Regions from separate parts of the Mus musculus genome. Here all the other regions are linked to region 3. A link is a loop called in an ENCODE intact Hi-C map of the cell type or tissue named here. Cell type or tissue: heart. All regions are shown on one strand.

Evidence for each region. Hi-C counts contacts between places; a loop is a spot of excess contacts. Peaks named below come from ENCODE experiments on the same cell type or tissue, not always from the same donor. Only the 100,000 strongest peaks of a DNase experiment are listed, where the experiment ranks them.
Region 1: it touches region 3 in a loop (3-fold over the local background); 6 of 42 quality-filtered maps call a loop at or near these places.
Region 2: a loop joins it to region 3, with 2.7 times the contacts of the local background. A loop is called at or near these places in 9 of 42 quality-filtered maps.
Region 4: it touches region 3 in a loop (9-fold over the local background); 6 of 42 quality-filtered maps call a loop at or near these places.
Region 5: it touches region 3 in a loop (2.7-fold over the local background); 13 of 42 quality-filtered maps call a loop at or near these places.

The regions. Positions count from the first base shown.
Region 1 is chr9:46,394,962-46,399,961 of GRCm38, reverse strand. The region is part of intron 1 of Gm31432 (a long non-coding RNA gene); the gene reads right to left. Among named protein-coding and RNA genes, the nearest start is that of Gm31432, 8.0 kb to the right of the region's middle. In heart, no CTCF peak of the experiment used is centred here; no DNase peak of the experiment used is centred here; H3K27me3 peaks cover 4,398 bases.
Region 2 is chr9:47,527,085-47,532,084 of GRCm38, reverse strand. It overlaps Cadm1 (cell adhesion molecule 1), which reads right to left and starts at 1,733. Exons shown (of 11, transcript NM_207675.2): 1 at 1,580-1,733. The coding sequence starts at 1,712. In heart, CTCF peaks have their summits at 502, 1,868 (motif pointing left) and 2,360; DNase peaks (open chromatin) are centred at 494, 1,094 and 1,804; H3K4me3 peaks cover 2,951 bases; H3K27ac peaks cover 2,820 bases; H3K27me3 peaks cover 1,722 bases.
Region 3 is chr9:46,732,914-46,737,913 of GRCm38, reverse strand. No RefSeq gene overlaps it. Among named protein-coding and RNA genes, the nearest start is that of Gm31614, 95 kb to the left of the region's middle. In heart, CTCF peaks have their summits at 1,956 (motif pointing right) and 2,156 (motif pointing left); a DNase peak (open chromatin) is centred at 2,143; H3K27ac peaks cover 371 bases; H3K27me3 peaks cover 2,766 bases.
Region 4 is chr9:46,352,333-46,357,332 of GRCm38, reverse strand. No RefSeq gene overlaps it. Among named protein-coding and RNA genes, the nearest start is that of Gm31374, 5.1 kb to the right of the region's middle. In heart, a CTCF peak has its summit at 3,124 (motif pointing left); no DNase peak of the experiment used is centred here; H3K27me3 peaks cover 1,900 bases.
Region 5 is chr9:46,812,839-46,817,838 of GRCm38, reverse strand. No RefSeq gene overlaps it. Among named protein-coding and RNA genes, the nearest start is that of Gm31614, 15 kb to the left of the region's middle. In heart, a CTCF peak has its summit at 2,666 (motif pointing right); no DNase peak of the experiment used is centred here; H3K4me3 peaks cover 909 bases; H3K27me3 peaks cover 3,588 bases.

The DNA.
Region 1 (5,000 bases), 340 kb after region 3:
CTCCTTTTAAGTCATTTCTATCACATATTTTGGTCACAGCAACCAAAAAAAGAAAGAGATAGGGAGAGAGAGCAGGAATATGTTATCAACTGAGAAGGCCCCAGGTATCACAGTCCAAGTCATGCATTAGGCAAGGCTGAGACTCTACATAGAAAACACCCCAGGGTGAGATGCCTCTGCATCAGTGACCAGAGAAACTTTGTTTCCAATGTGAGATGGTGGGGCAGATGCTGGACAGACAACCCAGAGCCAAAAGGAAGGCGTTGAATGGAACTAAAGTGTTATCATTCCTAGGCAAGGCAGGAATCCCAGCCTTGAACAAAAAAAAAAAGTCATTAAGATTCTTAGGCCAAGTCTCACCGTGCACACAGTGCCTGAGAGCGCTGTCTCTCTCATTTTGATCCCCTTAGCCAGATCCCAAGCTTCTCCCCCATCTCCCCTCAGGTACTCACTGCTCTGGGATGCTGCCTCCTCCTGCTTCATTGTGATCTTCCCCTGCACAAGGATCAGAGTGTCCCATCAGGCTGCTAAACTCAAGATGGCCCTGGGCAGGTCACAGACTCTCCCTTTGCCTCAGTTCCTTTATGCCAAAGTGAGAAACCTGGACCCAGAACTGGTGAAAAGACTTCTGAGTGCCAGCCAACTATTCTTTTGACCATTGTATTGAGAAAGATCCCAACAGTTCCAAAGCCTGGAAAGTTCTAGATCAAAGTCCTGCAAATTCAACGTCTAATGAAGGTTTGTTTCCTAGATCATGGCAGAAGAGGGGAGGGACATCTCCAGAGTTCCTGTCACTGGTCCCACTCATGAGGGCTCCAACCTCATTGACTCCACCACGTCCCAAATGTCTCACTTCCTAAAATACTACCCTGGAGGCTGTATATCAACGCGCACACCTAGAAAAGACAAAAACAATCTGTCTCTAGCAGTGAGACAGAGGAGAACAAGAATATAGATACCAGATATTTCCCATAAGCAATGCTACATGCAAAGTCCTTGGGCCAACACTCCAGAGCCTCCAGAATCTAGTCTATATTTCTAAGGACTCCATTCTATGATGCTCAGTCTTGGTTTCTCACACAGTCTCCCTTCTTCGTTGAGGTCTCTCCCTCCTCCAGCAAGGATTAACTGATTATAGATCTTCAGTGACTGGAGCGGCCTTGTGAGCCTATCTCCCTCATGACAGGATGCTGACAGGCCTGTTCTTGTGTGAGCCTTGTGCAGACAATCACAGTTCAGCAATCCTGAATGCAAGGAACTTGTCATGTCCGAGGATAGCCCATCCTTCCCAGTTCTTATGCCTCCACTCCCATTGCCACCACAGTCTTCTGCAGTGTTCCCCAAACCTGGAAAGAGATGGCATAGTCACCCCATTTAGAGCTGAGCAGTCAACACCCACTTATTCTCAACCCTTTGACCCACTGTGAGTCTCTGCATAAATGCCACCTACTATGTAAAGAACCTTCTCTGGCCCAAGCAGACAGCAGCTCTGCTCCGTGTGGGAAAGACATAAATATTTTGAAGGTTTTTTGTGTGTGTGTGGGGGGGGGGGGGTTATTGTTGTTGCTTTTAGAGAGAGGGTCTCGCAGAGCCAGGGATGACCTTGAGCCCTGATGCCCCTTGGCTCCCCCTGCTAAGCACTGGGACCATGGTTAGGGCCACTACTCTTACCTTACGAGTCTCACCCTGAATGAGCATTGTTCTCTTATCCGCCCCTGTGTCTTGATGCACACCTCCCCTTGCTGACTGAATAGGATAAATCCTGAGAAAACCTGGAGCATGGTAGGCCCTTGCTAAACTCACTCCATTTGCAAGTGTACACTTACCACCTCACCTGGCCTGCCAGCTCCTGGGTGAAGTGGTGCCCCACCCTTCCCCAGCCACAAATGCCCAGTATACAGACACCTCAATAACGGTAAAACCTACAACAACAAGAAACAACTTGCAGAGCAGGAGAAAGGCAAAGGATCTCGCAGGTGCTTCAATTTCCAGGCTGGCAGGAGCCTGCTGCATCCTCTCATCTGGTTGTAAAGCGCCCCATGTTCATTATTTTAACAGTGATTCGTGATCAAACGATTTAGTGTTAATGTGGAGCTAATGTATAAATCCATACGGGTCCCACCGTCCTTTAGCATTAATTACACGAGGTCATTATAAGGCTGGGAGTCCACTGGGTTTACTGCGTTCAGCAACTAATGACAAGGCCCACTCAGCCACTTTGCTCTCTGTCTCTGCCCTGCCTCTCATATCTCTGCAGGGCTGGCTGCCGTGGAGCAAGCTCACAGCTATCAGAAGATGGAGATCCGGATACCAGGAGCTGGGGTACAGAGATGATTATCGGGAGGGCTATTCAAAGAAGCCCAGCCTCACCCTCCAGGAGCTAAGATTTCATAAAGATTTAAGAGCTGTAAGTGACCAAGTACCAGCTTGGGAGGTCAAAGAACAGAATTCTAGAGGCTGTGCAAACCATGGGTAAGATACGGCTCCTCTCTGTTCTCTTCAGTTAATTAAGGAGCCTGGACAAGCCAACCTTAGCTTCTCCACCTAGGAGTTACCTCTTCTGTACCATTCAGACCTTAGTTCACACACCAGCTCCCTCATCCCAGACTGACCACCCTTTGTGAGCCATGCCCCATCACTCTGTGAGCCACACCCCGTCATTCTGTGAGCCACGCCCTGTCACTCTGTGAGCTACACCCCACTACTCTGTGAGCCATGCCCTATCACTCTGGAGCATCTCTTCTGTTTGGTTTTCTTTATGAATTTACCTGCATATCTACATATATATGTATATATGTTTTCTAGTGTATTGCTTCCATTCTCTCTTCTCTGTGAGCCCCACCACCACTGGCCCAGACTGGTGGCCTCATCCATCTCAGCTCTCACTTCAACACCAGCTCCCACACAGCACTGGGCAATGGTAGGAGCTCATTTCTCCATCAACTGAACCACTAGGTATAGCTAAAACCCTTCCAAATGATAGTGGTGCCCAGAAATCAAGGGCCACTTGTGAAATAGGTAGAATGGGACTCGAACCCCAGAGGACTGTGGAAAATGAGGGACTGAGTGCTAAGGAGTGGAGGGAGGCAAGCAGCCGGGAGAAAAGGTAGGTGCAACCTGGAGAAGCCACCACGGTGAAGAGCTCAGAGCCTTGGCAGCTGCTGCATCATCAGGCTTCCGGCCAAGACCATTCGGGGAAGCTATGTTAATAATCACACTGCAAGAGTTCCTTGCAGCAGGAACAAGCCCCATCCAAGGCACTGCCATGCACAACACTCCACTCCATTCTCCTGCCATCCCCTTAGCACAGGGAGGGGGAAGTCCTTTGCCGTTTAGACGCAAAGAGCTGATAGCACTAATTGTTCATTTGTATGGTGTTTTCTGGTTCCCAAGAAAGTTCTCAAGAAGAGTTGGCTCAGGGAGTCATGTGGCTTGTCCCTGTCATTTCCCCTGCAGGTGGCCTAACTACCTCAAACTCAAAACTTTCCACAGCCCAATGGCCTGTTTTTTTTCAGATAAAGAAACTAAGACAGAGAGCAAATATGGCTGGTGATGACATAATTGGCCATATATACACACATATTTATATATGTATACACTCACGCCTATTCTTACACATGTATGCAAGATACATACACATATACACAGAACAGCCTATGTTATTTATGGACTCAGACTGAGATCTGATGAGATCAGGGAGGGGACAACCCCCTTCCAGACTGAGCATCACCGGAGGGGTTGCCTTGAAAGATTGTGGTCCCAGACTCCTAGCATCTAAATCTAACATCCAAAGCTGGAAACAAGGCTAGCAAAGGATCCAGTCTCGGCACATCTAGTCTGGGGTCTCTGTTCTGGAACTCTCTGCCTTTTTGCCATAATTTCCAACTGAAATATCATGTCACCACACATGGAGCAGACCCTCAATAGACTCCTGGGGCAGGAAAAGGCAGGAACCAGGTGACTTGGGCAGCTTGAGTGTCTCAAGTGGCCTCTGTGACAGGGACAGTGGGGATGATGGGGACCAAAGCAAGCTGAAGACATTAACTCTGCAGCAGGGGCTTTACCGCAGCCAGCAGCTAGCACACGAGCATGCTTGAGTTATCAGTTCTTACCACTGTTTGATGAAAGGCCAGACGTGTGGATCTCGGTTGGAAATTCTAGAACTTTAAATGCTGGCATTTAAATGTAAAGCGCTGCGTGGGCCAAACAGAATGTCTTGCAGTGAGTTTCTTTGTTTTAACAGCTTTATCGAGGTATAATTGATATGCAAAAAAACTGCACATATTTAACGGTACAGTCGGATGAGCTCGGCCATATGCGAACTCCCGTGAGACTACCCCAAAATCAGATCCAACACACACACACAGACGGGGAGAGGGGTAGGATGAGAGAGAGGGGAAGGGGAGGGAGAAGGGGAGAGGAGGAGGCGAAGTGGGAGGGGGAAGGGGAGGACGAGGGAGGGGGAAAGAGAGAGAGAGCACTTTGCTTACACTGTGTCTATGATAAGAACATTGAAATGAGGGCTGCCCTCTTACAAAGTTTGCAGTGGCCACTGTTAGCATTCAGAACTGTTGAACAGTCATCTCTAGAACATATTCAAAACCCGTCTTCTCACTGAGTGGCCTTCACCATTCCCTCCCCCTCAACCCCTGGTAACTTGCTCCAACCCTGATACCACCAAGAGCACTCTCGGCTTCTGTTAGTTTGACTTTTTAAGCATCTCATGGAAAGCAGGAGTGTAGAGGGCGAGGCTCTGGGTTCCATCTCCAAGGTCACATACGCTTGAGTGCACACACTCATGCACACACACACACACACATGGAAATGGATATGGATGCATACACATGTGTGTACACATGCACACAAACACACACTGCTGAAATCATGCAGCCCTTGTCTTGGGACTTAGTTCAGTCTACTGTCTTCCAGGCTCACTGCCACGGTGGCAGATGACAGGGTCCTCTAAGAGTCTACTGTGTATAACACATTTCATCATCTGA
Region 2 (5,000 bases), 790 kb before region 3:
CCTCAATTGGTTCTTCAAGCCGAGTTCCTCCGCAAGCCTATTTTATAATGGGGGTGGGGGTGTCAAATCAACCAACCTGGCATCCCCTAAAATCCGAAGCTAGCACTCCCAAGCACCCCCACCCACCCCCCAACAGCACGTCTCCTGCGGTGTTTACATAACTATGTGTCCTCTAGCGTGTAAACAAAAGACACAACCCAAGCAGAAAGGCGCCCCCGGAACCGCAGGCTGGCTGGCCCAGCGCTGCATCCTCCCGGGCTGGGGGCTCCGCAGGTGGGGGATGAGCTCGCAGCATCCTCCACCACTTGTTGCTCCCAGGTCCTGCAGCTCGGAGCTGCGAGGGGTTTTGCAGGCACAGAGCCCTAGCGCATCCCCTCGCGCAGAAGCCCTCTCGCCACCGCCCGGTGCAGCTCGGTCCCGCCGGTCGCCAGGAGGCAGCGGCAGGCGGTACAGCAGCACGGGGACACCGTGCGGCGGGCAAGAGCGGCGAGGTGGCGGGAAGGCGGTCGCAGCGCGGCCGGCCTCTCCGGTGGGGAAGAGCTCCGGCTCCCTTTTGTTAGCAAATGCAAACACTGCCCTCTTCTTTCGCGACCGCGCCAACGCGCCCCGCACCGGGGCAGCCACACGCGGGGCTCCTGCCAAGCGCTCGGCGTCTTCAGGGAAGGCGCGGCGCTCGCCGAGCCGCCGCCACCCGGGCAGATTCTCAAGACGGCCGGCCACGCGGGGAGCGCCCCGAGGCCCGCAGGGCGCACGCCGGGCCGCAGAGGCCGCGAACGCCCCCGCCACCACCTGCGGGCCGCTTGCCCGAAGGACGCGCAGCCGGGAAATCCCGGATCCCCACTCGCGGCAGAGGCCTCGGTGGCGCGGACAACCTGCGGGCTCCAAGAGCCCTCCTGCAGCGGCGGCGACGAGCGGCCGCCCCCGAGCCGGGAACTTTCCCTGCCTGGATTCCAGCCAAGCCGACCCGCAGCCTAGCGGAGGGGGCCGAGGGGCAGCGTTCGGCTGGAGGGAAACACGAGAGGCGTGCAGAGCTCTCGGGCGGGGGACCTGGCTGCAGAGCGCGGGCAAGCCGGGAAGAGGACACGACGGTGGGGATGTCCTGGGGACCCGCGAAGGAGAAAGCTTCGGGGAATGGAGAATCGATCGGGGGGGCGAGCTGGAACGGAGGGGGCGAAAGCTTAGCCCAGGGACACAGGAGGACCTGCAAGTTCCAGGGACGAGAGCGAGTTTCGGAGGGTCCGGAAGGTTCGGGGCGCCTCCGAGGGCTCCCCTTCCCCCCACGCGCTAGCCCCCGGCCCCGAGCCCACTCCACTCAGCACCCCGCGCTACGCCAGGAAGAAGAGGTGTGGGTGCAGCCATCCCTGAGGGCGCCCATCCGCAGCCGGCGGATAGGAGAGAAGGGGCGCCGACCCCTCGGCCCCTTCCATCGCAGCCCCGACTTTCCTTGCCACGCTCCCGCCGCTTTGGATTTAGGAAGTGGGGGAAGGTTGTCATGGAAACGTCCCCCCTTCCATAGCTACGGCTCCTGGGGGTGCCCGGGGGGGTTTTCGGGACCAATCCGCGGGTGCCCACAACCTACCTGTGGGGATCAGTGCCGCGGCCGAAAGGAGCAACAGCAGGAGCCGGAGCCGGAGCCCTGGAGGCGCCGCCGCCGCCGCCACAGCCGCTGCCGCCGCACACTGGGATCCGCTCGGCAGCACAGCACTCGCCATGTCGGGCACCTGCCTCAGACTGGCGGCGGTGGCTGCCTCCCGAGCCCGAGCGGACAGCTAATGAGATGCTAATGAGATGCGCTGGAGGCGGAGTCAGGAGCGACCAATCGTGGCACCTCGAGCCCAACCCGGCTCTCCGAGAACTAGCCCCCTCCCCCACCCCGCCCCCTGGCGCTAGCGTTCGGCCGCGCGCCCGCGCCACCTAGGGGCGGGGCCGAGGGGCGGGGCCTATGCAAATATGTTTACGTTAAAATTCGGCCTCGCTTCCCCGAAGGAGGAGAACCTGTACTGGCCCGCGTCCGGCTCGGTGGCTGGGGAGGGGGTTGCGGCTTCAGGAGGCGGGTCTCTCGCTTTCGTGCACCTTTACTAGGAACCTTTACGCCACTCGCCGCGGCGGACTCCTGGTCGGAGAGTCTGACCGCGAGATTCCTGGGCCGGGGCACTGCGTGGGCATCGGCCTATCGAAGTCATACGTTACAAAATTTCCTTTCCCTCACCTTGCACGAAGGAATAAGATCTTTGGGAAACCCGGGAGTGGAGAGTGCGAATGCAGGTCCCCGGATTGACAAAACAATCTGAGAGAAGTGCATGCGTGCTTTGCACGTCCGGCGGAGCAGGAGAGCCCGCTCAACAGCCTAGCGGCAGACTAGGGGATAGTTGGAAGACTGAAGCTGTGGAGTCGGGGTTCTGGGATTTTCAAGTGGATGTTTGGCTGTAGATTCTGGGGAAAGGTAAATCAAGGTGGGTGTGCTCAGGCTTCCCAGCTTGTTGGAAGTGTCCTTCCCATGTTTAGTAGATTATAGCATATAAGTAATATGGAATATTTAAGATTACACGCACACAAAAGCAAAAAAAAAAAAAATCTACCGGTCAGGGTCGTGGGGAAGGGAATGTAGGGAACCGAGGCAGTGATAGAGTCAGTCGAGTTCCTCTTCCAGGGCTCGGTTCAATTCCCTTCTCTCCTATGCTTCCAGTCCTTTCTAAGGCATCTAGAGACCAACAGGTCCTCACTTTAGTTGTGTCTCAGAGAGGTTCTCCCGCTGACGGGACTTGCATGCATCTCTGGACACACTTCCTCCCTCCCCGAAATTATCTTTGATTTCTTTTCAACAAGGCAGCCGGCTCTCTTGTTTGTCTGCCTTTTAATTACTTATTTTCTTTCCCTCTAGAAGACCGTGTGTGCTCTGACCCTCTGTTGCTCAAGCATCAAATTGAAGGACGAGCCGTATTAAGTGTAAAGGTTTATAATAATTTAAGTATTCATAGAATGCAGAACAATAAGATGTAGGAAATACAATTTGCATAATAAATATCAATATCACAACAGCTAAAACAAACCATGACAAATTATATGTGGCTAAATGACCAAGAGATTACTGAATGTAAATTGCTGAATCTGAACTATAGTCTAGAAGAGCTGTACCAAGCCCTCTGTCCTCATGTTGCAAATAAATTAAAAATAAATAAATAAATATCAAAAGGAAGTTAAGATCGGCCAACCCATCAAATGAGTTACACATTAAAGCAGCCTCATATTATCCATTATGCATAAACTAATTTTCGAAACTGCCCTGTCTCCACATCCCTGGATCTTCTGCTCTGTAATTACAGGCCCCAATGCACGAACTGCAAGCAGTCCTCCAGAAGTGGAGAAAGCTCCAGTAGGCAAATCACAGTATACGAGGCAGAAAACCAACACCATGTGACCGCCAGGATAATGCCCAGTCTGCAAAAGCCAGAAGTGAAACTACCTAGATTAGACGTGATACAAAGCAGATTTCTACCAAAATCAGAATGAAAAACTCAGAGACTGTTTATTCTGACAACAGGACAGGACGGACTGCAAAGTCAGATCCTATATGTCAGCCACAACAGTACAGAGCCGGACACTCAACAATATTCACTATTCTTTATAGTACTGCTACTATAAAGACCTTGAGCTGATATCAAGTTTATAGTTAACAAAGGACTATTGTGACCTTGAGTTCTTATCAAGAAATTCTTGTGCACAATCTTCTTTAGTCTCTGAAACTACCTTCAAAATTGATACTATTTATTTTCCCCATTTTTTTAAATATAGCATGGTTAGAAAAATTAAGCACCAGCCTTTTAAAAAAAATCACAATTTCTAATTGCAGACAGAGAGGCAGAGCCTTCACAACTAACCACGATGCTGCACTGTGCCTCAATAAATATGTGTTAAGTGAAGGAATACATTTCACATCATGATGCATGAATAATAAGCAAAGGAGAGCTGTATTTTTAACATAAGGTGAAAATATGCCAGCAACCCAGAAACGTTTTTTGAAAATAACAGGATTGCAGCAGACTCCTAAGGAAAAGCATTGCTCCTGAGGCTGAGGCTCCAAGAGAATCTAGCCAGGCCCGAGTCCTCCCACTCTCAGCACGCAGTATGGGGGACATTGGAAGATGTGGAGTGTTTTCGTCTCCCTTCATTCTCTTGGCACATCAAATGAACACCTACTCAAATTTCCAGTTGGCAAAGAACAACATGGGACATTTCTATAGGAAATGCCAATGCTGTGTGGCTTACCTCACTGGAAGAATGCAAACGCCTTTAAAAATTTCCTCAGAAATGCCACCTGCCATGGAGAAGTTGAGGAAGTTAGCCCATCCAGTTTTACCAGGTATGGAAACTGAGGACTGATAGCCTCTTCTTCCACACCAGGATCTTCCTGAGAACCAGAGGTGAGACTCCTGGACAGAGCAAGCTGTTGTTCCTCTATCCCCTAACCGTACTCCCCTTCCACCCCCTCCCCACTTTCACACCAAAGATGTCACCAAGCATTTTAACATATGGAACATGTGAGGAGCGCATCAAATTCCCACAGCCGCTAAGTACAAGTTATGACTAGCCTGGCTTTCTCATAGTAAAGCGCGTCATTTTCTGCTCCGCGGACTAGAACTCATCGCCAGGAACAACTTCCAGCATTTTCCCCTCGCTACATGGATTGAACCAATTTTAAAAACCAGATGGTGTTTTTGCCATTTATAACTGATAATCAATTGTTTTGTGAATTTAATTTTTTTTTCAAGAAAGAACTGAAATACTTATCAGAATTACAATCTGGGCACAACTTGTGTTAGAGCGAAGTGCCAGAAGTACCAAAGCCCTAGTCTCTCTCTCTCTCTCTCTCTCTCTCTCTCTCTGTGTGTGTGTGTGTGTGTGTGTGTGTGTGTGTGTGTGTGTGTGTGTGTGGGTGTGTGTGTGAGTGGGTGGGTGTGTTGGTGGGTGGGTGGGTATGGGGGAGGTGTGTGTTTTCTTTT
Region 3 (5,000 bases):
TTGCCTTAATGAACACAATCGGGTTTCACCCTCCGCTTCCCCCCCCACACACACACACAAGTACCCCTTCATTTCTACAGACCCACCTCACACCTCTCCCACCCAAGACAGACTCATAGAGAGGGAAGGAGGAAGGAGACAGGGCTTAGTCTCCTCCCTGTGCCCCTGTGTAGCCACCTCTTCTGGCATGCCCCAGCCTCACATAGAGTAATTAAGGCTTCCTCTTGGTGGGGTAATAAATGATCCCCCCATGTTTTAATTAACCCCCCCCCCGTCTACCCTGGCATCCTCACACCCCCACCCAAGTCTGTGAGTCTGTGTGGGTTGGGGAGGGACAGTCAGAAGAGAGACTGTGACAGCGGTCTGTCACCCAGGGTCTGGCATTCACTGGGGAACTGTCAGTTACTAAGGAAACTAGGAGGGAGAGAGGCAGGGAGAGAGGCGGTTAGATCCAATTTGGGGTGACAAGTGTGAGGAATGAAGATTTTGGCCTCTCCTCGTCTAATCACGAGTGGAAGTTTCCTGGACTGGGCAGTAGACAGGCACAGGAAAGCCAGTCCTGCAGAGACCACCCCTTTTCAGGAGCCCGGGCAAGACAAGGGACCCCATCAGAGGGCAGAGCAGCTCAGGATGCCCCTGACACACACCTCAGACTGCCGTGCACCCTTGCCTGTATGTTCCTGTGTGTTAGGTTCACCCCCATGCTGAGGGTTCTGGTTTGGGTGGCCATCCCTTCCTGTGATTCAGAGGTCCTCACTTCCGCATCCTTCTCTTCTCTGTCTTCAGTTTGCAATTCACCCCACCTCTCTTTTCCTTCCCCCCTTTTTAGGGAGGATCACTTTCATTCTATTTGTTTTCTCCTTCCAACCCCACTATGCTGTCTACCCAACACCAGCACACACAGTGGCTTCCCCAGACCTATCTCTCCCATGTCTTCCATCTGGGTAGGAAAGACATATTTTGATTCACATCTCAACCACCTTGTCCCCCAGTAGCCACCTCTCCTGCCTTCCTCTCCTTCCCCTCTCTATACTCTTTCTTCTCTGCTTTCCTACTCTCCCTCCTAACCCTTCTTTCTCTTCTCTCTGCTTCCCTTCTCCTGTCTCTGCAAGCTGTAGTTCAGATTCCCAAAAACAACAGAAGCACCACGCCCTATTATGACTCCCAACCAGGCTGGTGAAACTCTCCTAATCTCAGAGGGAGGCTGCCCATGAATGAAGAAATGAGGCACCAGTGGGAGAAGGGAGAATGGGATGGGGGTGAGGCTGGTAGACAGTCCAGGCTGGGGAGTGGCAGAGCTTGGGAAGATGGCCTCCCTGGCCCCTTGGTTGAGAAGAGCAGAAAATGCTGCTGAGTCACCAGTCCTGAGACAGTGCAGGCTTAGCTGGCAATGGGGCAGGGGACTCTGAACACTGGCTCAGGAATGGAGGCCTCTGGAGCTGCTGGAGACAAAGAGGCCAGTGCAGTATGCCTCCACCTCCCTAAAGGACCTGGTGCCTCCTCTTCACTTCCCAGTGATCCAGGCCAGAGCTTACAGGTCTCCCCTACTCCTGCAGCTACTTGGCCTTATCTCTATTGTGAGCAATTGACCAGGACTTGGATCTCTTGATGCAGAGATAGTCCTAGCTAACCAGTGTTCTGTTGTTTCTAGGGGTCCCTCAGAGAGATCCCAGGGTGCTGGAGGAAGGATATTGTTTACATGCCCCTAAAAGGGTAGGTAAGGTGGCTGGCGCTCAGGCTAGCTGCTCTAGGTGGATACTTTGTGGAAGTCTGGTTAGTGAGTAGGAAGGAATGAACCACCAAAATATACATGCATGCTCCATGCCCTAAGCCAAAACCAGCAGCTAGGAGCTACCTGCAGAAGCAAAGTGCAGAGAAAGTCACCAAGGATACCAGATCCTATTCTGGTCAAATCAGCACTCCTTGCTCCAGGGGGCGCTCTGTTCAAACATCTGCCATCTGCCTCTAGGCACTTTGAGAACAAGGTCCCCCAGAAACAGAATCCAGCAGGAGTCCAGTAACAGTTTGAGAGGTCTGGTCCCTGCCTCTGAAGCCACACACATGCCGCTGAACAAGCCCGGGACCTCAGGCTGATTTGGCACCCTCAGACCCCTCTGGCCATTGCCAGGTAAGTACTCCAAGCAATACATCTATGTAGAGCAAGCCTGCCACCTGGTGGAAAGGCCATCCAACTGCAAGCCGGGGTTTCTCAGGGTGGTTCTGTCCAGTGTCTGGGGTTCCATAGCACAGGCGTCCATCCACCCGCTCCTGATAGCAGTACCTCCACAAGAAAAGACAGATCCCTGCCCCAGTCCTTCTGAAAGTTTTGTCAGTACAGATGAGCAGAAGGTAGGGACGAGAGGAGTTCAAAAGGCTGAGGCCTGTTTGGAGCAGGTATTTGGTGCCTCCTGGTTGGCTCGTCCCTGGACATGAGTGAGGAAGTGACAGAGAGAGGCTGGATTCCAATCCTAGGTCCCTGCTACCCATCAGCGGAACAATTGCCTCCTTCCTTGGACACAGGGCCCCTCGGCAGACACATGGGCAGATGAGTAAGAGGCTATTCCAAGCCTAAGTGTTACAGCCAAGGCAGGCCAAGGAGAATCCATGGGTAGATGGGACATGTTAGAATAATCCCATCCAATGGAGGTGGCCCCATATATCCCAAGTACTTGTGTCTTCCTGTTCCTTTCACACACACACACACACACACACACACATTCATCTAAAAATTATATTTTATTACTGATTTGACATAAAGATTGAGATATATTAGAATATTTCTCTCAGCTTAAAAGTTTCTTTTCCTCGGGCCTTAACAGAAGTTGAAACGATGTTTACTGCCAACTGTGCCTAGTGGAGAAATCAGCCTGTGTCCGTCCATGACATTTAACCCTTTGCAGGAAGCAGAAAACCATCACCACCTACAGGCATTCGTCAAAGTCTCCCATTCTTCTCCAGAAACCCCTGGATTGCCATTACACAAAAACAAGAGCTGGGGGTTCCCCACTCCTAGACCAGCAGCCTCTTCTTGCCCAGCCCTTACGCTGAAGCCAAGCCACCACCATTGCAGGCCACCACCACCACCATCATCATCATTGTAGGCCACCTTCCCCACCATTGCAGGCCACCACCATCACTGTCACTATTGCATGCCACCACTACCATCATCACCGCCGCTGCCACTACCGCCAACACTTACATCAACACTACCATTGCCACCACCATCACTGCCATCACCACACAGCTATCTCCATGACAGTTCTTTGGTCTGCTGTTTTATTAATGCCTAATTTCCAATCTTCAAGAAGAGAGAGAGCCTTAAACCTTCATCCCATGAACCCAGCAATCACACAGATGATCCAAGCATCTCTGGACAGCCTTTAATTTATTTCCCAGTGCATGCAGGCACTGCTGAGACTTGATAGCACCAGCTTAAATGTAATAAATTACTCAAGTACCACAGATTAGTTAATAAAGCCCCAAGCTCCCTCTCTGCCCCTGCTGACTGGGATGGCAACATCAGAGATTCCTTAGAAGATGCCCCAAGTCGAAGGTGTAGAGGCAGGGCCTCCCCATGCCTGAGTGAGCTTCGTGGCCTTCTCGGGACCCTTGGTACAAGATGGAGATTGAAACAGGGACAGAGAGACAGAGGTGCAGAGAACTCTGGGGTGGGTACAGAATCTTCTACTCTGGTCTCAGCATGTCAGTGGGTGTGGTGATCTAGGAATGACAAAGTTTGTACCTGAGCACAGCTTAGAAAATCACAATTTAGGGGGATGGAGAAATGGCTCAGCAATTAAGAATGCTTGCCGGTCTTGTAGAGGACCAAACATCCATTCGGGGCTCCCACATTGGGTCACTCCAGATCCAGGGGATGTACTCCCATCTGGAACCTGGGATTCACTCATGAACTGCAGAGAGACATTTAGGAAGGAGGCCAGTGTGCTCATTTCCTGGGGAAACTTCCAAGAGAAGACTCTTATCTCCTTTTGTGGCCAGCAAAACCCTGAGAGGGAAATAGTTTTAGAAAAACAGACTCTAGTCTTAGCCCAAGACAGAGGTTTCAGCAAGGTTCCAGGGCAATGGAGGAAAATGGATGTCTATAAAGAGATGGGTATAGAGCCCTCAAGTTGTGTGGAATCCTGCCCTGACAGTGACCTCCCCACTGCCTTGGCTTAGGTGTCCTGAGTCTGATGGTCTCAGGTGAACAGGAACAGTCTCCTCCTCATCTCTCCTATGCCTGAACCAAAGCCAACATCCATGGCTCCTAGCTGCCTCGAGTGTTCCCATAAGCAGAGAAGTGCTCCATCCCTATCCCTGTGTGCCCTCATAGTGTTCCCAAGACTGAAGAAATTGTCACGGAGTGGCCTTTGTTCCAGGGCACTAGGATAACTCATTGTTACCAGCAATAAAAATCATCTTTGGTATCTCTAATTCTTTCCACGGTGCTCAGAGCCCTGCCTACACAGGCTCTTGTTTATGCAGAGAGAGCCTCCCTTCGCTGCTGAATATGGTGTAAATTGAATTGCATTATAAACGCACTAGGGGAACCTTATCAGGAATCCTTTTATAAAGGGAATAATTGTCCCCTAATTTATCATTAGTGCGAGCCTCGGTTTTTATCTTACAAGTTTGTTTGATGTGAGCAAAGTCTGCATGTACACACACATACATGTGAGCACACACTCCCGGGGAGTAGAGGCTGCGAGGCATGATAGAGAGCAGGGTGTGAATTAGTTTGGGTAAGAACTTCCTGAGAGTGATACAGGCAAGCAGAGACACCGCGGATGAGATAAATCATGGTGTGTAGCCAAGACAAAGAAGAAAACAGAGACCCAAGGAGTGGTGTTTTTTCCATAGTTGTTCATCTCTTGGGTGGTTTTGTTCTTTTCCTTTGCCTGTTTGATTGTGTTTTCCTGTAATTCTTTAAGGGATTTTTGTGTTTCCTCTTTAAGGGCTTCTACCTGTTTACCTGTGTTCTCCTGTGTTTCTTTAAGGGA
Region 4 (5,000 bases), 380 kb after region 3:
CTCTAGTTGAGAAAATGCCTTATAGTTGGATCTCATGGAGGTATTTCCTCAACTGAAGCTCCTTTCTCTGTGATAACTCCAGCTGTGTCAAGTTGACACACAAAACCAGCCAGTACAATTGACCCCTTGTCAACTTGACACACAAACACATCACTAGTAAGCCTCAACCCTTACATTCTTATTCATCCCCTTGATCTAAATAACTTTAAAAGTCCCACAGTCTTTACATATTCTTAAATTTTCAATCTCTTTAAAATATCCATCTCTTTTAAAATCCAAAGTCTTTTTACAATTAAAAGTCTCTTAACTGTGGGCTCCACTAAAATAGTTTCTTCCTTCAAGAGGGAAAATAACAGGGCACAGTCACAATCAAAAACAGAAATCAATCTCCAACCATCCAATGTCTGGGATCCAACTCACAATCTTCTGGACTCCTCCAAGGGCTTGGGTCACTTCTCCAGCCATGCCCCTTGTAGCACAGGCGTCGTCCTCTAGGCTCCAGCTGCCTGTACTCCACTGCTGCTGCTGCTCTTGGTGGTCATCTCATGATACTGGCATCTCCAAAACACTGCATGACCCCTTCAGTCCTGGGCCATCAATTGCAATTGAGGCTGCACCTTCACCAATGGCCTTCCATGGCCTCTCACAGTGTCGAGCCTCAGCTGCTCTGTGTGACCCCTTCATGCCTTCAAAACCAGTACCACCTGGGTGACCCTTACACATTACCAAGTCCCGCTGCAGCAGGAGTACAACCTTGGCTATTTCTGGAACACAGCCTCTTTGTGCTTTCAGAAAACACTTCCCAGAAGATGTCACCTCAACGATGCTGGTCTCTTCTTAATCACCGCTAATTTCTTAGCTCCAGCTAACCAGCATCAATAGTCCCAGTAATGCAAAGTTTTTGCTTTAGTAGTTCTGGTATCTTGTTAATCACAGCTGACTCTTCAGCCCCAGCTAACCAGAACCACAGAATCTTCACAATCAAAGCAGCAATGGCCCTGAAAAGAGTCTTTAATTTTCCCTCTGAAATTTCACAAGCCAGACCTCCACCTTCTGCACTGTTCTCAGCATTGTCTTCCAAGCTCCTACACAACATCCGACAGGTCTCTTAACAGCAAATGGACCTTCTGGCCCAAAGTTCCAAAGTCCTTCCACAGTCCTCCCCAAAACATGGTCAGGTTGTCACAGGAATACCCCACTTCTGGTACCAATTTGTCTTAGTCAGGGTTTCTATTCCTGCACAAACATCATGACCAAGAAGCAAGATGGGGAGGAAAGGGTTTATTCAGCTTACTCTTCCATAATGCTGTTCATCACCAAGGAAGTCAGGACTGGAACTCAAACAGGTCAGGAAGCAGGAGCTGATGCAGAGGCCATGGAGGGATGTTCTTTACTGGCTTGCTTCCTCTGGCTTGCTCAGCCTGCTCTCTTATAGAACCCAAGACTACCAGCCCAGAGATGGTCCCAACCACAAGGGGCCTTTCCCCCTTGATCACTAATTGAGAAAATGCCTTACAGTTGGATCTCATGGAGGCATTTCCTCAACTGAAGCTCCTTTCTCTGTGATAACTCCAGCTGTGTCAAGTTGACACAAAAAACCAGCCAGTATACACACACATACACCGGCATACACACACATACACATACATACACACACATACACTGGCATGCATACATATACACAGGCATGCACACACATACATCAGCACGCACATACTATTGATAAAATTATAATTTTAAAGAATTACACAGAAAATTTACAGTCCTTTCAACATTTATCCATACAGTAGCCCTATGGAGTGCATGTTATATTCTGCCCTTTACAGGTTAGACAACTGAGGCTCAAACATCCAGCAACTGAACAGAGGATCCGGGATGCCAACCAGATCCTCAAGCACAAAGCCTGGGCCTCTGACCACCAACTACATCATCCACAAAGCCTTTTTTCTTTCTTCCTCATATAACACATCCTGACCACAGTTTCCCCTCCTCCACTCCTCCCAGCCCCACCTGAACCTCTCCCCCTCTCCTCTCCTCTCCACTCCTCTCCTCTCCTCCCCTCCCCTCCCCTCCCCTCCCCTCCTCTCCTCTCTCCTCTCCTCTCACTGCTCTTCCATTTCCCTTAAAAAAAAAAAAAAAAAAGAGCAGGCTTCCCAGGGATTTCAACCAAACATGGCATAACAAGCTTCAGGAAGACCAGGCACAAACCCTCACATCAGGGCCGGGAGAAGCAACCCAGTAGGAGGAAAAGGGTCCCAAGAGCAGGTGAAAGAGCCAGAGACACCCTCATTCCCAATGTTAGGAGTCCCACAAGACCACCAGGCTAACAACCATAACATCTATGCAGAGGACTTAGAATAGACCCATGCGAGCTTCCTGATTGTTGGTTCAGTCTCTGTGAGCACCTATGAGCCCTGCTTAGCTGATATTGGGGGCCATACTCTCCTGATGTCCTTGACCCCTCTGGCTCCCAGAATTCTTCCTCCCCATCTTCTACAGGGATCCCTGAGCTCCAGGGGGAAGACCCAATGGAGATCTCTCTCTCTCTCTCTCTCTCTCTCTCTCTCTGCCTAATGTTTTACTGTAGTCTCTGCATCTGCTCCCATCAGCAGCAGGAGGAAGCCTCTCTGATGGCTGGGATAGGCAGCAATCTGTGAGAATATAAGGATATCTTAGGAATCATTTTATTGATTTTTTTTTTCTATCCTAGGTCTGTGAGCTCTCCAGCCTCTGGTCCCAAGTCACCAGGCAGTGTTGGGCACGGGTTCCCTCTCATTGTCAGGACCTCAAATTAGACCAGTCATGGGTTGGCCACTCTACAAAGCCTTTTAACCTTTGAAATTCTCACTGATTTTTTTCTTAATGGCAGTAAAATAAGTGTTATACATAAGTGTTAAACCCACACCACCATGGGTTTAAATATCTTTAAGATCTTTCTTCCTTTACTTGGAATTGAAGAATTTCGGCAGTAATAGACTACAAAGAATAGAGGAACCAGAAACATTCCCAGAGCAAAGGACTTCAGTCAGCCTCAACACCCTTATCTCTTATCCCTCCCTGAGTCCTCTGCCCTCTAGAAGAGAGAAACATAAGCCTGCGTTGCCCTCTAGTGGCTGTGATGATAATTACAGCCAATACCTTTGTTTCAGTACCTTCTACAGGTACTAGACAGGCACTAGACCCTGAGAATCCAAGGCTCTGCCCACAGCTGGAGCTGAGGCTGGACACTGTGGCCAACGGCCAAACCACACCCCACCACTGACAGGGTGTCAGAATCAGATCTCCTGAATGCATAGCTCAGCTGATAGTGATTACATATCATGGTCAAAGTCCTCACTCTGATTCCTAGCATCAGATAAAACCAGGCACGGTCACACAAGCCTATATAATTCCAGCACTAGGAAAATAAAGGCAGGAAGATCAGAAGTTCAAGGCTATCTTCAAGTACGTAGTGAGTTAGAGGCCAGCCTGGGCTACACGAAACTCTTTATACAGGGGTAAGATCACTTCTATCCTCAATAAGAGCCCCCACCCCCCACAGACACACACCCGACTTCTCCTTTGGACCTAAGAAACTCTGTGTCAGTCCCAGAACAGGACAAGTTACTTCCTTGAAATATCAGATCTGGAGGAAGCCAGAGATGGCAGATGGCATGCAAGCCTGGAACTGGGGAGGGAGGTGGCTCCTCACAGTTCCATCAGCTCTGCAAGTCGAGGCAGTGTGGAGTCACAGGCAGTCCCTCTCCAGTGAAGGCAGCCGGGCCTCCCCTCCACCATTCTTACTTCAGAAGCTAGCTGAACCAGTGGGCCCTCCCCCAGCCCCCAAGGCCGGAGTGCATTAGCAGCCTGCAGGCTGTCAGGAGCAGTTGCAGATGCCCCATTTATATTCCTAAGTAGAGGACTTGTTAATATGGAGCCTGCCTCTGGGGAAATGGGAATGTGCGGGGTGAGAGATGACAAATCACAGCCCGGCAGCCAGGCTGAGAGCACTAATACCCATTTACATCTTACTCATTAGCCCTCACTGGCCAGCGAGCCTTGGCTACCATGGGGCTAAGGGCTGGCCTCCAGGAGCCCCTTTTGGCTCTGAGAAACTCAGGCACTGGTGGTAGGTGGCAGGGTGACCTCTTCTGCCAGCAGGTCACTAAAAGGCCCATGCAAAAGACAACCAAAGTCCCAGCTCAGCCCCACAAAATAGACAAGAGTGAGTCCCAAACCAGACCTTATTCCTTGGGACACAACTCATGCCGCCCCCCACCCTGCACCCCCACCTCCGAATCTCAGATGAAAGAATTAAAGGTCGGAACACCTCCAGTTCATTTTGGCCACACCTAGCCTCCACATGGAAAGGATCTGCCAGTCATTGGACTATGACAGTGTCAAGAGACCCCACTCCCCTACCCACACCCCTAAGCTCACACACAACCACACAGCACAGCCTGCAGGCAGGGCAGGCCCTGGGCTGGGCTGCCTGGACAGTACTTCCTCGCGTGTCTAGAGCCTGGTCCCCAACAGAGCAAGTGTGCAGCTTGAGTAATGGCGGGCACAGATCCACCCGAATCCTGATAAGGGAGAATAATAACTTGTCAAAGATATATATGATATGTGTTTGCTTTCCCGACGGAATATCTATGGGGCTAATTCATCAAGCCGGCGGGCTGGCTGGAGACCCAGGGAGGAAAGCCGGGAGGGAGAAGCACGTGATCGCTAGTACCCCAGTGGAAAGCTGGGAACCCGGGCAGCCTGCGTGGGCCACTGGAAGCTCACCAGGGCCCTGGCAAGCCCTGAAACTGACTGTCCTGGGATTCACCTGACGGTGTCCGTGTGACGCTCCCGGTTTGGGGACCTGGAAGGTGAGCAGATAGAGTGACCCCTTTCCTGGAAGAGAATCAGCCAGACCTCTGTCTCCTCCCACTGCCTTGGGCCTTCCCCCTGTACTCTGAAAGACAGGGTGACAGGAGTACATTCCAAGAATGCTAGAGTGAAGGAAAAAAGAAACG
Region 5 (5,000 bases), 80 kb before region 3:
CACGCCAATCAATAAGAGAGCAATCCAGTAAAGCATGAGACATACAAGGGAGAAGTAGTACGCAATCATTAAAAATGATAATGTGGTTCTATACTTATTGACTCGGAGAGATGTCTTTGACATTTTGTGTCGTAAAAGGGAGGGGGGGAAAACAGATAACAGAGGAGCCTGCAGAGCTGACTTCCTTCATGTGTAGTCACATGCACAGATCTGTATGCAAAACGCCCAAAGCGTTACCGGCTTAGTAAGAGGGGCTTAAAGGTTGATGTCTGGCTAGAGTGGGTGGGGGGCTGTGGGGACAGCATTGGGCCCTCACTTTGAGTCTACAATTGCTAACCAACCATCAGGGCTTCTTTTGTTGCTCAGGAGGTAGGTTCATTTAGGAAAACAAAGGGGAGTCTGGAAACCCCTCAGTCTGCCGAAGCTATAGACCAAAACATTAACGATGATTCTCTCTTAGATGCGGGGCTTGAGTTGTTTTAATTTCCACTTTAATCTTCTGGTTATTATGTAAATACTTTACAGAACAGTAAAATATTTTTGTACTGTTTGTTGTTTTAAAGACGCAAAAGCCCTGGGACCTTTTGCATTTGGTTTTTATTGATCCTCACATAGCAGAGATTGCTGCAGCCTTTTGAAGTTCCCTTCCTCCAAGAACTTTGGACCTCTTAACAGGTGCAAGATGTCTGGGTATGTGCAAGAAAGAGGAGGTTCCATTCGGAGTCTACCTACACAACATCCCACCACTACCTACACAATGCTCCTCATGCTGGACATCCAGCCACTATCAGAAGGACAGTAACCCTGACCTATTTTTGGGGGGTTTGGCAACTCCACTACCTTCTTCTTGCTTTTCTTTCGTTGGTTCTGATTCTGCATTTAATGCTCCCCAAATATGGAAACCCCTACCACCACCTCCATCCCTAACCTTGACTCTCAGTCCTAGCAGTCTCCTATCTGACATCTGACTTTGCTCTCACTTCCATTTTGGACTTTGCAGTTCTTTGGCAATTTTAGAACAGCTCCAATATAACTGCAACCTATCCTACTCAATTCAACAGTTCTTGTACCAAGTTCTCATTATGTACACAATCCCTGGGCTGCCCCTTTGGGACATGGAAACAATGATTCTGAGTCCCCATTCTCGGGGTTTGAGGGAGGGGTGCTCAGTATGTCAAAAGCCACAATAGGTTGGTCACAATAATGTCATGCAAATGACACTGTAAAGATTGTAATTGCCAAGCCCTGCTATGGACACTTTGCATATCATCTCATTTAACACTCTTGTTATTACCTTTAACACCAGTGTCATTATTACACCCATTCAAAGACCAGGAAACTGAGGCACAGGGCATAACTTCTTCAAAGGAACCAAGGAATGAATGGCAGGAAGATCAAGATTGGAACCCAGGTCATTTGGCTCCTAGAGAATCTGGGTTTTAGTATCAAGTTCCAAAAAGCAGAACTGCTGAGCACTGTGTTGGGCATGCATCCAACAAGCTACGGAAGCTCTGCAAAGCGAGGTGTGAGCTCTTCTGGCTCAGACTCTTGGCTTCTTTCTGTATGTGGATGTGGGTGGGTGGGTAATGTGTGTGGGTGCATGCTTGTGTGTGTGTGTGTGTGTGTGTGTGTGTGTGTGCGCGTGTGTGTGTGTGCTCAGAAGAGCACACACGTTTGTGTCCATGCAGATGAAGGACAGAGGACAGCTCAGAGTCGTATTCTTTCTCGGGCACCATTCACCTTGTTTTTAGGCACAAGGTCTTTCACTTGTCCTGGGATTCACCAATCCGGCTGGGCTGCCAGATTAGCAAGCTTCAGAGATCTGCTCTCTCTGCTTATCCAGCTATGAGGAGGCAAGCGCCTATCACCATCCCAGGCTTTTTATATGGGTCCCGGGGATGAAACCCTGGGCATTTCCTGGCTTAGCCATCTTCTCAGCCATGATTGTTAGCTTCCTTAAACAACACCCTTTATGCCACTCATCTGTTCAACCAATGTCCCTCTGGGAGGGAGCTGACCCAGACTCTGCCCATACCACTTCAGATCCCGCCAGTTATATCTGGGTCCGTACGCCAGGAGATGAGGTGCACAGAGCACACCTAAGTTCAGAGCTATCCCAGTTGTCTCTGAGCTTTGTCCCCTCTGATGAACACGACCCTACAGACATTTTGTGTCCACTGGTACGCCATGCCTTCCACAATGAAGGTGTCCCAACGGGGCTTTGTTTAAACTAAATGTTTGCAAATTGAGTCCCATTTAGAATGTACTGGAATGGCCACCTGATAACACAGTAGCACTCACTAGCACTGGGTGGTTCTCTTGTACTGGAAACTTTCTTGCGATAACCATTTAATTCTTAATACGCCTGTGTAAGGCAGAGATGACGAAGAAACTAAAACCTTGAGAAGTCACCACACTCGCTCAAGGGTCAGCAGCTAATAAGAGGCATCTGACTCTTAAAGGATCACTTAAGCCAGTTTTTAAGCAGACTCTGGAAGAATCAAGTTTTCCAAGCTTTGTCATGTTTTCTGAAAAGAAGACGGACCACACTTTCTTGGAGCAATCTTCAGACTTTATGCGAGGCTGAGAAGAAATCTAAGTGTTTGAGAGGCTCTGGCAACTTCTAGGAAGGAGACAGTAGATGGGGCTTACCAAGGTCTTCCAGCAGGGGGCTCTCTAGAGCTGCCCTGCCAGAACTAGGGACCAAATGAGCGCTTCTGCAGTGTCAGTGCCTTCATGGTCCAGCCACGAAGTCTGGCTGGTAAAGACAGCTGTGTGAAACCCCAGGATAGGGTCTCTAGGAGCATGGGCAGTCGCTAAAAGGGAGCTGCATAAGGGCGGCTCACTCTCTGTGATACGCCGCTTCCGTAGTCATAAACACTGCAGCTGAAGATTCCCATGGGGCCTTCCTAATGGAGGAGATGGATACACTCCAGCGCAACCCGCGGGGTTTCACGCGCAGCTCTGACTAAACTCCCTATAAAATCAATCCCGCCTTTTCTCCAGCTGTGACAGGGTGTTCTAATATTAATCCACTCTCCTTGTAGCCCCCCCGTACCCCCACCCCAGCAAAGGCTTTAATGATCTTTAGCCAGGCATAAATAAGGCCACATATTCAAGCAGAGAACGCCTGCGCGGAGGAGACTGCTTCCTTTATTCAGCACCACAGCGGCCCCTGTGCCCCCTTGAGCAGCTTTCTTCTCTCCCACGGGTGGGGGCTGCAGAAGAGGCAAGCCCCCGAGGCGGGATGGATGGATGGGAGGGCCAGGGCTTCCCAAATTGTTCCATTGGGACCTCAGTTGTTTGCTCTCACTCCTAAGGGTCCCCTGGATGCTGCCTGGCGCTAGCCCCTCAGCTTCTAGCTCTGCTTCCTGTGTCTTGGGCATCTCCTTGGAAGCTCTGTTAGCTTCCTTCTCTCCTAAGAGGAGCTGGGTCTGGAGAGAGGCTCCTAGCAGCCAAGGGAAGAAGGGAAAGTGCTCAGAGATAAGCAGACAGGTAAGGGAAGAGTCGGAGGTGCAGATGCTGAGGTGAGCAAATAGCTGAGTTGTTGAGAGGGGCTAATCGGCAAAGCCTTCCGCCTCCTATCTCGGGACCCTCCTCTGAGTCCTCACGGCCCAGTGGTGTTTATGTGAACCAAGCAGAAGCCCCCGTACTGTCTTTGGGGAAGCTCTGGGGGCTTATTTTCTAGCAGGGAGCTGTTTTAAGAGTTGCAGGATCAGCTGCCCTCTGCATAAGCTAGCTAGCTGCCTGGCTGCATCTAAACCCTTCCAGCAAACTCCTTCCAGCGACAGCAAGCCCAGAGCCTAGTCAGAGTTTACCTTCCGACTTCAGAAAACAATCCAAACGGTCCCAGGGCCATTATGCAGGCATACAGCTAGCTCTGCAGAGGGGCAGATCCTTAGCACCTCGGAGTGAAGGGGGTCTGATGGCTCCAGGTTCCCCTATAGTCTTAATGGTCTTAGACTCCTGGATGATGTCAAGGAAGAATGCTAGGCCATTGTACTCTCTCAAAATAACCTGGTTTGTTAGTTTGTGTCACATTACAACAAACATTTTGCCCAAGAAAGCAAAGGCAGAGAGGGCATCGCTACCAACATCAACCCATGGCTGTATTTGAGCATCTTTCTTCTTTCAAGGGTTGAGCTGTGGCTTTGGACTTGCCCCCAATGCCCTGGAGTGATCTTTTGCCTGCAAAAGTCCCATTGTGAGGTGGAGAGAAGGCTTATGGGGTCTTGGGACTGGTCCTTAAAGCTTGTTCCTTCAAGCTTGTTCATCTACAGGAGGAGATGATGAGGTCATCGCCCTGGGGTGATGGTAAGGCTTCCTGTTTTAGTTACAGCATAGCTTTCACTTACTCTTTAACAATTTCAAACATGTGTCTTGATCACATCCACCCTCAACTCTCCAGAATCAAATGTGGTTGTTCCACTAAACACACATGCTTTCTAGATATTTATCTGTATGCCTATAGTGTCGTGCCACGACTTTGGCCACAGAAGCCTCTCCCTGCAGTAGCAGTTAATACTCACAACTATCAGGGGGCTGAGAACAAATGACTCTTGAGCACTTAACCCTAACCGGGAAGTCTGTATCAATCCACTAACCCCAGTCCCACTGCCCCAAGGCTCAGGAAACATGGAAGAAAAGGTGGGCACAAGGTAAAGAGCCAGAGGATGGGAGGGATGCAGTAAAATGTTGTCTTCTAGACTTGGTATGGATGTTGGATTAATGAACTCACAACAGCTATCCTTATTTGCACAAGACCTGCACATGGTAAGGTCAACAAGACCAGGCACATACCGGATGGCAACACTAACCAGACTCATTAGGTTAAAAAGTGATTTCAACACTTAGAATAGCACCCGTTACACAAGAAGCAGGCAGTGAGCATGGTAACAGTATTGCTAGTAACATCATTTTGATTATTTGATCTAGTTCCTCATAAGGTGTGCGGACTGTTCCTTCTTTTTCAAGCAGCTGAAGTTACTCGCTGGAGTATC